2 separate regions of the Homo sapiens genome follow, and region 1 is linked to region 2. Evidence: chromatin contacts called from ENCODE POLR2A ChIA-PET data. All regions are on one chromosome and are shown on one strand. Each heading gives the region's core, a stretch centred on a gene start or an enhancer-like site at or near the end of the contact. The rest is flanking DNA. Distances are from core to core; before and after follow the strand shown.

Region 1 (7,167 bases), core at 2,399-4,898, 760 kb after region 2:
AGCCGCGAGCAGCCATGAGAACGTGGTTGCTCTTTATGCAGATCTATATAAATTTCATTTCCTAAACAGCCTGGCCAGTGCTTAACTCCATCCCTGCTCCCAGCAGGCTGCTGTACCAAAGCCCTTTCCTGGGTTCATGCACTCCTCCCTTGGGCCCACAGCTTTCCTGTGGCTGCTCTTTCCCTCCTTTCTAAGACAGGGCAACTGCTCTAAGCTGCCTTAAGCAAGGCCTTTTCCTACACAGGCCCTCGGTTGGCCCAGCCCCGCCTGCAGCATCTGCATCGGAGTGAGGGCGTGGTTTCAGGCTGTTTACATCACCCCACTACGGGACATCCCCGTTCTCCTCCCCGACAGCTATCAGATGAAGTCACTTTGTTAATGCATGGCTCCAGAGCACTGTGAGAAACTCGGAAAAATTCACACAGGACTCACGTGCTTTTCCAATAATCAGTGAGAAATGCCATCTTCACACAGGATGCTCACTGCTACTCTGGGCCCCAGCATCAACCTAAGAATGCTTGCCCAGGCTCTCCTTAGAGAACTTTCAGATCCACTGACAGGTCAATGAACATCCTGTCACTTCAGCCCTTCTGCTGGTGACACATGAGGTGACTTCCTCTTGGAGTTGGATGTAGAACGCAATACAACTTAAAAATAGACTCCACATTATCTTAGAACGTTTATATATAGCTCACCATTGAAGAGAGATCGTTTTAGAAAAATGTCTGTATCAGCACAGCCTCCTCCCCAACCCTCTCTATTCAGGTCCCTTCTGCCCCACAGAACAAGTGCAAGTCACTGACCTCAGATTCCACCAGGCGGAGCAGTTGTATGGATCCACTGGCATCTGCCAAGCCCAAGAGGGCATGTCCAGCCACCGGGATGTGACACCTGAGGAGAGGGCCCACCATAAGCACACCAATGTGCCCGGAGCACAGGCGTGCACTGTGCGTCCCGGTAACCACAGTCACGCTTCCCTTAACAACGGGGCTGCAGTCCACGCAAACCCAGCTGGGACATCCTACTACACACCTTGATTATATGGTATGGCCCACTGCTCCTATGCCACAAACCTTACAGCATGTTACTGCAGGCAAGTGTGACACAACAGGAAGTGGTTGTATATCTAAACATAGAAAAGATACAGTAAGAATACAATATAAAGGATAAAAAACAGGTGGCCGGGCATGGTGGCTCACACTTGTAACCCCAACACTTTGGGAAGCTGAGGTAGGAGGATGACTTGAGGTAAGGAGTTCGAAACCAGCCTGAGCAACATAGCAAGACCCTGTTTCTACAAACTAACAAACAAACAAAAATGAGGTGTGGTAAGGCCAGGCGTCGTGGCTCACGCCTGTAATCCCAGCACGTTGGGAGGCTGAGGCGGGTGGATCACGAGGTCAGGAGATCAAGACCATCCTAATAACATGGTGAAACCACGTCTCTACTAAAAATACAAAAAAATAAGCCGGGTGTGGTGGCGGGCGCCTGTAGACCGAGCTCTTAGGGAGGCTGACGCAGGAGAATGGCGTGAACTCAGGAGGCGGAGCTTGCAGTGAGCCGAGACCGCGCCACTGCACTCTAGCCCGGGCGACAGAGCGAGACTCCGTCTCAAAAAAAAAAAAAAGAGGCATGGTGGCATCTACCTGAAGTCTGAAGTCTCAGCTACTCGAGAGGCTGAGACAGAGAATTGCTTGAGCCCAGGAGTTCAAGGCTGCAGTGAGCTATGATCACGTGACTGCATTCCAGCCTGGGCAACGGAACAAAACCCTGCCTCAAAAAAAAAAAAATTAAAAAGGATAAAAACTGGTACACCTGTATAGGGCATCTCCATTACGTTAAGGCACCACCATGGTATACGTGCTCCATTGTTGACCAAAACATAATTATGCCACACACCACTGCATTTAAATCTCAGCTCCAAAAGTGGGCTAGAGCCTACAACTGTGTTCTCAAACAAAAGACGCCCCAGGTTATGAAGTCAGAAAACTCCCATCACTTCCCCGGCTGGAACATGACAAAGGAAATAAGCCCCAGGTAAAGCACTCCCCAGGTGGAAGATAGGCGGGACAGCAAAGAAACAAATCCAAAGTTGAGATGCAATGCCTGTCTTGTTGAAGGCATCAGGCATCAGGCTTCCCTGATTGCTACTCATGACAAATTCTACACCCAGTGGGATTATCACAGTTATACCATTTCATGTCCAGGATTGCAGAAGTATCTTTTCTTTGGACCTCGACCAGAGGGTGAATAGAGTTGTTGTCATTGAAACTGTACAGGAAGAGACGGCCTAAACGGACCTGAGGCTCCTTAACTTCCATTCCACCCTACAAAAAATGCAGAGGTAGTCTCTGATTATCCCAAGACACGAAGGAACCCAAAGGATGGGAAAAGGGATCCAAGGAACTCAAAGGTTTGCCATGACTAAAGGAGTGGAATTCTGCCTGGAAGGAGAACCTCTGGTTTTCTGAGCTGGAGAAACGTCTATTAATGAGTAGGTGAACACTCCTGGACCCAGTAGAGAAGGCTCCTTCTAAACCGGCCAACAGGGACCAGCTATGGCTAGGGTAACCACAGAACCCAGTTTGCCTGGGACAGTCCTGACTTACGCCTGTTGTTCCAGTGCCCAATTTGGATCCTAATATGTACCCACCAGAAGTTAAGATATAATTCCCACTTTCTCTTTACTGTACATTCCACCCATTCCCTTGGGCCACACCTGTATATAGAAGACGTTCTGCTCTCAAGATTTTAAAGTTGGCCGGGGGCGGTGGCTCGTGCCTGTGGTGCCAGCTACTCAGGGGGTTGAGGCGGGAGGATGCCCTGAGCCCTGGAGTCCGAGGCTGCACTCCAGCCTGGGTGACAGTGCAAGACCTTGTCTCAGAAAAAAGTAATTTCTTTTTTTTGAGATGTAGTCTTGCTGTATCGCCCAGGCTGGAATGCAGTGGTGCGATCTCGGCTCACTGCAAGCTCTGCCTCCCGGGTTCACGCCATTCTCCTGCCTCAGCCTCCCGAGTGGCTGGGACTACAGGCGCCGCCACCACGCCCGGCTAATTGTTTTGTATTTTTTTAGTAGAGACGGGGTTTCACCATGTTAGCCAGGATGGTCTCGATCTCCTGACCTCGTGATCCGTCCGCCTCGGCCTCCCAAAGTGCTGGGATTACAGGCGTGAGCCACTGCGCCCGGCCGAGAACAATTTTTTTAAAAAGATTCTAAACTGTTTCCAGCCTACCTCCTGGCCAAAGGGCCAATATCCCCTCTTCATCTCCTGGGCGATTCGGTGCGCCTTTCGGCCTCAACCTCGTGGCCGGCCCCGCCCTCCCCTCCCGAAGCCGCGGCGCGCGCACCTTGTTCTGGGGGCCGGCAGGCCGGTCCTCCGGCCGCCGCAGCTGGTAGGTCCCGCACGCCAGCAGGTGCCTGCAGCCTTGCAGCGGGCACCACTCCACCGAGTCCGCGGTCAGCTCGGTGTCCACCGTTTGCAGGGCGAAACAGCCCATCATCCAGCCCTCGGGGAAGGGCGCGGAGCCGGCAGTAGAGGCGGGTCGGCGGGGCCGGGCTGGGTACTGCGCGGGGCGGCGAGGCCGGGGCCGGCCGGACGAGCGCAGAGCCCCAGGGACACCGTCAGCGCGGGCCGCCTCTCTCGCGACTCCTTCCGGGGTGCCGGGGCGGGACATCCGGCAGGGCCTTGGCCTCCGTGGACGCCCCTGGGAAGCCAGGCTCCCACGCCCCCTGTCGGCCGGCTGACCGCGGCGGGCTTCAGGCGTCAGACGCGCTGCTCCCTGCGGGGCCGTAGAGACCGAAGGCTTCGGGAAATCCGCTCCTCCACAAAGCAGGTTTGGAGACGGCAAGTTAGTGACAGAGCCGTAGGTTTGAAGCCGCCTCTGCAAAATTTCTATCACTGAGAAAAACCCCAACAGCGAGCTGCGGTAGCGCACCCCGTGGCGCCCTCCCGGTTACTCCTGGCCATCGGGCCGCGCTGACTTAACATTTAGGCTGCAGTTTCCATGACAGGCCTTGCCCCGGAATCAACGCCTTCGTAAAGCTGATGAGGAGCCCGCGCCCCACTAAGCCCAGCACCCCGAGGCCGCAGGCGCGCTCTGCCTGCCTCCTGTGAACCCGCCATGGCGGAGCTGCCCCTCAGAGACCGCCTTCCAGGGTCTTTGCTTGTCTGACACCCGTGGCTGCATCAGGACCCCCCAGAAGCGGCTCAGCAGGTGGACGGCTCCGACCCCTATGATTATCAGCACCAGTCGCCTGGCCGCCGCCCCCCTCCCCCAAAACTGCCTTTGAAAAAACCCCTAACCTAGGAGCTTTGGACAAGATGATCTGAGGACGAACTCCATCTCACATGTGGCCTGGCCGGCCCGTGTCTATTAATTTTTTTGTTTTTTTTTTTTGAGACGGAGTCTTGCTCTGTCACCCAGGCTGGAGTGCAGTGGCGCGATCTCAGTTCACTGCAAGCTCCGCCTCCCGGGTTTAAGCCATTCTCCTGCCTCAGCCTCCCCAGTAGCTGGGACTACAGGCGCGCATCACCACGCCCAGCTAATTTTTTGTATTTTTAGTAGAGACGGGGTTTCACCGTGTTAGCCAGGATGGTCTCGATCTTCTGACCTCGTGATCCACCCGCCTCGGCCTCCCAAAGTGCTGGGGTTACAGGTGTGAGCCACTGCGCCCGGCCCTAAACTTTTTTTCTTTATTGCAATCCACGGTCTGAATGTGTGCAGCGGGCAGGAAGAACCCCTTGGGCCGTTACAGGTTGAACTGTGCCCCCCAAAAAACAATGGACTGAAGACCCCAGCACCTCAGAGAGCATCCTTAACAAACAGGGGCTCTCAGAAGCAGCAGGCGTGGGCCCTGACCCAGAGGAGCAGGAGTCCGCAGAAGAGAAAGCTGATGCAGAAGACTTGCAGGGCCATTGCTGTGCAGAGCACAGGGAGGCAGGCAAGGCACCTGGCAGGGAGGAGGCGTCCGCACCTGAGGGCCCTTGCCTGCGCCTTCATCTGAGACTCCGGCCTCCAGAGCCTAGACTGTGAATTCCCGCTGCTTCAGGCTGCACAGCTCGCGCTGCTTTGTTGCGGCAGCTCCAGGAAGCTAAGGCGGACTTGACTGAAATATACGGGTGCCTGGGTATTCAGCCTCAGGGCTTCAAGCAGGGCTGTGGCTAAAGACATGGCAGAGAGCCAACAGCTCAGACCACCACAGAGACAGAGGCGCAGAAAAGGCTGGCCAGGAAGGCAGCAGGGCATTCCAAAAGGGCCTCAACCACACACCTCTGCGGGGGAGGGAGAGTGACCAGGTGCGCATCCCAACACACCACACTCCAAACAAGCTTTAGAAGCAGCCCCACATTGCAGCCATCTGGATGTCCTCACAGGACGTCTTAGATACCTGGCTACGAAGACCAAGAAGTCGGGGCCACGGAACGGGAAAGATGACCAGAGGATTGGGTATCAGGTGAGAGGGAAGCAGTGGTGGGGCCCGTCCCACCCTCACGGTGCCACCTGCTGGGGTGAGGCCTGGAGGAGCTGCCACATGCAAACCTAGAACCTGCACCGCCCCCTTCCCCAGCGTGGTGTCTCACAGGTGGGAGGCCCTGGGCGCTTCTTTCAGTGCACTTTTCTGATGAATGACTGCCAAACAAAGCAGCCCTGCTGGTCAGGGGCAACATGGCCACACCCCTGGATGCAGGTAAAGGGGACCCCTGCACTCCGTGCTCATCCTCAGACTCTATCTGAAAGCAGGCTGCCTGAGGGCACTCGGGGCTCCAGGCCTGAAGACTGCCCCAAACCCCAACCTGCTGACCCGCCATCTCTAGGGACACATATGTCCCCCTCCCTGGCAGCTTTCACCTACTCAGCAAAAAATGTCCCCAACCTTTGCAGCAGCTAAGGGGGCTTCTCAGGGCCTGATGTGGGCACATGCAGTTCTCTAAGCTCCAGGAAATCCTGCGGAGTTTGTTGATATCACCCATTTTCAGCAGTCCTGTTCTTCAGGAGCCCCCAGGGTACTGCCAGAAAAGGTACTGGAAGTTTTGCTTACAGACAAAAGCCAGCCCAGCCAGGGGCAGCAATGAGAACACACAGGGTGTCCTGGAACATGGCAGTGGAGCTTCAAGAAGGGAAAGTGTAGCAGCAACCTGTGGGACCAACACAGGGTCGGACCGGACCAGACCAGACAGGTCAGAGTCGGACTGGCCAGGCTTCCAGCTCCCAAGAAGCAAGGCCTCTGGCTGGGCGCACCTGGAGACAGGCAGGATCCCAGCCACACAGCCTGGCATGTTTCCCTGGGGCAGCTCTATGGGTACAAGATGCTGACCAGCCCCAGACACCTGGGGCTCCCCAAGGAGAGGGAGGGCTATCCTGGAAACCACAGCCCTGCAGACGGACGGAGAAGTGAGACCCTCACCTCACCCTGGCTGGCCAGCCCCCTCCACCATCTGCAGCAGGCCTGCTGAACATGCCCTGTGGATTCTTCTGGGCAGAAGCTCACTGCTGAGCTCCCAGCCACTTCATGCATAAATCAGGCAAGAACTAACCAATGTCAGGGGCGAGAGCATCCTACTCCCCATAAAACAGCGGGCAGCTGACTTAGCAACCCCACCACTCCTGCCGCAAGACAAGGACAGAGTCTCACTCATACTCCCTGCTGGACTCAGGAAGGTCTGAGCTCACCCGCTCCTCAGAAGGGCCCACCAGGAACAAGGGTCCTCCTGCCTCACCCACAAGGACTCGGCTCCACTCAAAATGACCTCACCCTAAGCAGCACAAGAGGGAGGCGGAGCAGAGAATGTCCGAGAGGCCAGATGATTCCACCCCTTTACTTTGCCTTTGTGGACACAACTCCCGTGCAGGCCGCGCTCCACGGGGCTCCCGGCGGCCCAGGGGAGAAGCTTCGACAACAGGACAGTTTTTAGTCACGTGGCCTGACCGTTTGCCATTTAAGGATTACAGCAAATGATTCTATTTGTAATTTCTACCCTTCCCATTGCCTCCCCCCCAAAAAAAACTGTACATGAGTTTACAAACATATTAACATATAAATAATGAGAACCGTCCTGGTGGGAGCCTCCTCCGTTGTCTCTGCTGGAGATGAACACTGAGGGGCGCTGTAACCACACAGACTGCCTGTGACATCGGGAGTCTCACGGCAGCTGTCCTGGGCCCGCA
Region 2 (6,188 bases), core at 2,177-4,676:
TGAGCACTTGAGAGCCGTGTGACTGGCTCCACTTCTGCCGAAGCTTGAGGCTCACTGTGCAAAGGCTCTTTTAGAAATAAATACTGAAGGTTATTCTTCAGAGAGGTGGAGTTGAGCTCGAAACACAGGAGTGGATTTCAAAAAGCAAAGGGGGCCGGGTGCTGGCTCACACTTCTAATTCCAGCACTTTGCGAGGCTGAGGCAGGTGGATCACTTGAGGTCAGGAGTTTGAGTCCAGCCTGGCCAACATGGTGAAACGCTGTCTCTACTGAAAACACAAAAATTAGCCGGGCATGAGGGCAGGCGCCTGTAATCCCAGCTACTCAGGAGGCCGAGGCACAAGAATCGTGTGAACCCGGGAGGCACAAGTTGGAATGAGCTGAGATCGCGCCGCTGCACTCCAGCCTGGGCAACAGAACAAGACTCCATCTCAAAAAAAAAAAAAAAAAAAATGACGGGCACAGTGGCTCACGCCTGTAATCCCAGCACTTTGGGAGGCCGAGGCGGGCAGATCACGAGGTCAGGAGATCAAGACCATCCTGGCTAACACAGTGAAACCTCGTCTCTACTAAAAATACAAAAAATTAGACGGGCGTGGTGGCGGGCGCCTGTAGTCCCAGCTACTTAGGAGGCTGAGGCAGGAGAATGGCGTGAACCCAGGAGACGGAGCTTGCAGTGAGCCGAGATCCCACCACTGCACTCCAGCCTGGGCAACAAAACCAGACTCTGTCTCAAAAAAAAAAAAAAAAAAAAAAAAAAAAAAAAAAAAAAAAAACCAAAGGTAAGCAAAGAAACTGGTAAATATGTGGTGAAAATGAAATAAGTGTTGGTGGGTCAGGTGCGGTGGCTCACACCTGTAATCCCAACACTTTGGGAGGCCAAGGTGGGTGGATCACGAGGTCAGGAGTTCACGACCAGCCTGGCCAACATAGTGAGACCCCATCTCTACTAAAAAAAATACAAAAATTAGCCAGGCATGGTGGTGCGTACCTGTAGTCTCAGCTACTCGAGAGGCTGAGACAGGAGAATCACTTGAACCCGGGAGGTGGAGGTTGCAGTGAGCCAAGACTGCATCATTGCATTCCAGCTTGGGCAACAGAGTGAGACTTAATCAAAAAAAAAAAAGGAAAGAAAAGGAATAAGCGTTGGTTATGTTAATCAGTGGTGATCATGATTTATATAGGGTATATAAAAGAAGAAACTACCAGAAGTAACACAGCCCAGGGTGAAGCTGGACAGTCAAGGCGTTCAGATCTCTATATTATTATTAAGAAGAAGTGTTAACTTCAGACTTCACTGCAGCAGATGTGAGTGTTGAAAACTTAAGGGTTCCCAAAGTGTAGAAACAGGTTGCAAATCTTCCAAATAAATACCAGGTAGAAAGAATACTTTCTGAAAACCACCTTGTCCAGGCCGGGCGCGGTGGCTCACGCCTGTAATCCCAGCACTTTGGGAGGCCAAGGCGAGTGGATCACGAGGTCAGGAGATCGAGACCATCCTGGCTAACATGGTGAAACCCCGTCTCTAATAAAAATACAAAAAATTAGCCGGGCGTGGTGGCGGGCGCCTGTAGTCCCAGCTACTCGGGAGGCTGAGGCAGGAGAATGGCGTGAACCCGGGAGGCGGAGCTTGCAGTGAGCCGAGATGGTGCCACTGCACTCCAGCCTGGGCAGCAGAACGAGACTCCGTCTCAAGAAAAAAAAAAAAAAAAAAAGAAAACCACCTTGTCCAGCTTTAATCAAAGGCATAGAAGGCTGGGGGAGGGGCAAGGGAACCAGAGCTGTAACTAAAAATCATAAAATAACATGGCAGCAGCAGTTGTCAGTAAACAGAACTCACCAGCTCGAAAGAATGTGAGATTCGAGGAATTTTTTTTTCTTTAATTTGGCTATGTGGTGTATAAGAGACACATCCAAAACATAATGGTGTCGAAAGGTTGAAAGTTAGGAGTTGGAAACAAGACACTAGGTAAACATTAACCATAAGAAAGCTGCTCTAGCTATAGTCCTAGTGCTACAGCGACAGTGATGCCATATGCAGAATATACTTCAAAATGAAAGAGAGCGGGTAGAAATGTGAAGGGTTACCGCAGGCTCAGAGAAAGTCTCTGGACCTGAAGGCTCAAGGAACATTGATTAAAGTGGACCATCCTCACTGGTGCCGTGGCTTATACCTGTAATCCCAGCACTTTGGGAGGCCAAGGCAGGAGGATTGCTTGAGCCCAGGAGGTCGAGACCAGCTTGGGCAAAAAGCAAGACCCTGTCTCTAAGAAAAAAATAGTAAAAAAACTAGGCATGGGGTGGTGGCTCACATCTGTAATCCTAGCACTTTAGGAGGCCAAGATGGGCGGATTGCCTGAGCTCAGGAGTTTGAGACCAGCCCGGGCAAAATGGTGAACCCCTGTCTCTACTAAAATACAGAAAATTAGGCATGGCGGCTTGCGCCTGTAGTCCCAGCTACTTGGGAGGCTGAGATGGGAGAATCACTGGAATCCAGTAGGTGGAGGTTGCAGTTAGCTGAGATCACACCACTGCACTCCAGCCTGTGCGGCAGAGTGAGACTCCATCTTCCAAAAAAAAAAAAAAAAAAAAAAAATTAGCTGGCAGATGTCTGTAGTCTGAGCTACTTGGGAGGCTAAGGTGGGAGGATCACTTGAGCCCAGGAGATTGAGGCTGCAGTGAGCTAGGATGGTGCCACTGTGCTGGCTCTAGCCTGGGTGACAGTGAGACCCTGTTTGTAAAAATAATTTTGTTGTTTTTTTTGAGACGGTTCTGTTCTGTTGCCCAGGCTGGAGTGCAGTGGTGTGATCTTGGCTCACTGCAACCTCCACCTCCTGGGGTTAAGCAATTCTCCTGCCTCAGCCTCCTGAGTAGCTGGGATTACAGGTGTCCACCACCACACCCGGCTAATTTTGTATTTTTAGTAGATACGGGGTTTCTCCATGTTGTCCAGGCTGGTCTCGAACTCCTGAGCTCAGGTGATCCGCCCGCCTCGGCCTCCCAAAGTGCTGGGATTAGAGGCGTGAGCCACCGTGCCCGGCCAATAATAATTTTTAAAAAGCAAAAATAAAATCAAAGGAAGGTTTAGAAAATAAAGGGAAAATCTCACAGCAAAATGACAGCTGGTAAATGATATGAAAAAAATAAACAGAGGCTGAGTGTGGGTGTTGCAGTATCCGAATAATATATATTACGAAAAGAGAAAAATATCAATGGAAATTCAAGGAAAAGTGCGGCCAAGACGTCCTTCAGTAGATGAATGGATCAACTCCGTGCATCCAGATGGTGGAACATTATTTAGTCCTGAAAAGATGTTCTCAAGCCGTGGAGAGGCCTGCATGAGCCTTAAGTGCGTATCGCTGAGTGAGAGAAATTATTCTGTGTGACCCCAACTCTCCGACGTTCTGCAGAAGCCAAACTGGCCAGATGCCTGGAATGAGCTCCCCGCGTTCATGAGGGCTGGTTTCCGGCAGTGGCATTGGGAGGCTTTGTTAACATTGGTTCTTGTGCTTGTCTGCCTTGTTTAAGTTCCTTACAAAGAGCATGTGCCATTTTTACAAAATGAAGGAAGTGGGTTCTGTCCCGTAGGGTTGAGGAGCCGAGATGCGGGGACCAAGGGACGTCAGCGCGTTGGTTCTGGCCGCGGGAAAACGGGCGGTCGCTGTGACCGTCTCTGCGCTCTCCGCGTTGCTAACGCCCCACTCCCGGGAAAGACCCGGAGACGGGACCACCGCATGTGGAAACCACCGGGAAGCACAGCGCGTGGGCCGCCTGAGCGGTGCCGGGGCGGGGAGGCAGGGCCGCCGCTCAGGCCGTGGACCTCGGGGCCGCGGGACGGACGTGGATGGCGCCGCCGTTCTCTCGCGGGCCCAGCGAGGCTATGCGTGCGCGGCCCGGGCAGTCTCTGCGAGCCCGGGCTGCTGCTCATCTGGGGGGGACGGCGGCCGCCCGACTGAGCCCAGAGCTGTGGGCCGCGCCCGGGTTCCTGCCTCGGGCCGGAGGAGGGAGGGCGCCGCGGCCCGTCTCGGGCCTCCCGCCGCGCTGGGGCCTGGCTCCCTCCTGGCTGCGCTGAGCGCCTGCGGCTCCGCTTGGGGCTGCTGTGCTCTCCACAGGCCGGGCCGCCGGGCTGGAGGGCGCTGCAGGCGGCCTCTGTTCTCCAAGTTCTCCGCGGGAGAGGGAGGGGAACGAGGGCCCAGCCTTCCGCGGGGTGGGCTCGGCCGGGAGAAGCGCGGAGCCTCCTGGCTGCCCCCAGCCGGTGCGGCCGCCACCGTGGCCGTGAGGGCGCCTGGGTCCCCTCTGGAGGTTTTGCCGCAGCGCTGGCCGGCGCCGAGATATGACCAGAGGCGTTGAAAGTTGGCGCGTTGAGGTACCTAGGATGGGCGAGGAAATGAACAAGCTTCAGGGGAGAAGAAATGACTGTGGGAACAGGTGCCTTGAGGTAGAGGGAGGGGACTGGGCCAGGAGAGAGGAGCCGGGTGGGGCACAGGGACAGCCCAGGGTCCCTCAGAGCTTCGAGGCCGGGCGCCCTCTGCGTTGGGAGCTTGGGGTCCCCCTGACAGAAAACCTGGGGGGGGCGTTGCGGGAGTGAGAGGAGGCTGCAGACCTGACACAGATGGGGGAGCGGGCGGGAGGCCCGAGACCTGGGGAAGTGGGAGGAGCCTGCAGACCTGCTCCTTGGTTGCCTCTGCTCCCCACCAACCCGGCTCCCTTCCCTGGCTTCCCTGGCTCTCCCCTCCTGGAAACGTGGAGGACGGCCAGGGCTTCTCTCTCCCCCGTGCCTGTGGTGGGTTCACCAAGGCCTGTGTGAGAAGCTCTCGGGGTCTGCCCAGGTCCGAGGGCAGCTGTCTCAGTGCTGGCTGCTGCGTCCGCACAGCTTCTCGGTCATTCTCGATCCTGTTCTTCCAGCACCTCCGCAGGCTGGGTGTTCTTAGTCCAGTCGGGTGCCAGGTCCATCCCCATCTCCACCCGTTCTGAGCCACCTCCCGCCTTTGCTAAGTCCGTGCTCCCCTCCCAGCTGCCCTCCCTCCCCCATCACATTTTCAAAACAAGCTGGGCAGTGGCCTCTCCAACCCAGCCCCGGAGCAAGCAGGCCCAGGCCCGGGGCTACCCGGCACACACGCGTTGTGCGTGAGCTGGGATGCAGGCCCCGCGTTCTGCAGAATTGTGCACTGAAGACGCCAGGGCTCGCAGTGGCTCACGTCTGTAATCCCAGCACTTTGGGAGGCCAAGGCGGGCGGATCACGAGGTCAGGAGATCGAGACCACCCTGGCTAACACGGTGAAACCCCGTCTCTACTAAAAATACAAAAAATTAGCTGGACATGGTGGCGGGCGCCTGTAGTCCCAGCTACTCGGGAGGCTGAGACAGGAGAATGGCGTGAACCCGGGAGGTGGAGCTTGCAGTGAGCCGAGATAGCACCACTGCAGTACGGCCTGGGCAAAAAAGCGAGACTCCGTCTCAAAAAAAAAAAAAAAAAGACTCCAGGGCTGCAGAAAACCTGGTTAGGAGCAATCCGCAGAAGCCTGGGGTGCTGTGGAGAGCTCCTCAGGTGGTGGGCCCTGACCCTGAGGGTCACCAGGGGTCCCAGGGGTGGGCTCTAGGGCAGAACCACGTCCTCCAAGTAGAAAGCCTGACCTGGCTCCAAGTAGAAAGCTGCCCCCTGGGCCCGGTTCGCCGTTGATGCTCTGTGTGCTGCCAGGTGTCCTCCTGATGGGAGAGGTTGCCATGGTACCCACCCATCGTCTTCCTCCCCTGCCTGCCGGTCACCTGGTCTGATTCTAGCAAGAAAGATGAAACAGGTGGCAGCAGAACCGGCTCTCCTTGTAGTTGCTCTTAAAGCTGCAGCTTGGGTTCGGTTCGTTTAATTTGCCTTTTCTTTTTCTCTTCCCGTCCCCAGTGAAGATAGTGATCCGGGGAGACAGGAACACGGGCAAGACAGCGCTGTGGCACCGCCTGCAGGGCCGGCCGTTCGTGGAGGAGTACATCCCCACACAGGAGATCCAGGTCACCAGCATCCACTGGAGCTACAAGAGTAAGTGTGGTGGGTGCCCCAGTGGGTTCGGGCTCCAGGCTTCTCCTCCCTCAGCCCTGGTTCCTGGGAGATGCATTCCCCAGAGGGGGTCTCCCCGAAGAGTTCTTGTCTGTGAGGGACCCTGCTGACGTGGGGGCCCTGGCGTGAACTCTGGGGCT

What was found. ChIA-PET counts read pairs that join two places held with the same protein, here RNA polymerase II (POLR2A).
Region 1: POLR2A ChIA-PET joins it to region 2 with 10 read pairs in OCI-LY7. The contact joins the promoter of DPH7 here to the enhancer-like site in region 2. POLR2A ChIA-PET finds 5 or more read pairs at or near these places in 3 of 52 experiments (OCI-LY7, activated CD8-positive, alpha-beta memory T cell and activated naive CD4-positive, alpha-beta T cell).

What each region holds. Positions count from the first base shown.
Region 1 is chr9:137,575,277-137,582,443 of GRCh38, forward strand. DPH7 (diphthamide biosynthesis 7) reads right to left here and starts at 3,649. Exons shown (of 9, transcript NM_138778.5): 1 at 3,349-3,649; 2 at 2,194-2,327; 3 at 804-891. The coding sequence starts at 3,501. It overlaps ZMYND19 (zinc finger MYND-type containing 19), which reads right to left. Exons shown (of 6, transcript NM_138462.3): 6 at 6,805-7,167. RefSeq lists enhancers at 161-455, 385-1,194, 3,929-4,900, 3,995-4,054 and a silencer at 3,335-3,744.
Region 2 is chr9:136,817,630-136,823,817 of GRCh38, forward strand. It overlaps RABL6 (RAB, member RAS oncogene family like 6), which reads left to right. Exons shown (of 15, transcript NM_024718.5): 2 at 5,896-6,030. Among named protein-coding and RNA genes, the nearest start is that of MIR4292, 10 kb to the right of the region's middle. RefSeq lists an enhancer at 4,662-5,550. Within about 2 kb of position 3,427, at least 2 of the 41 ENCODE cell types and tissues checked have a DNase peak (open chromatin) inside an H3K27ac peak, as active enhancers do.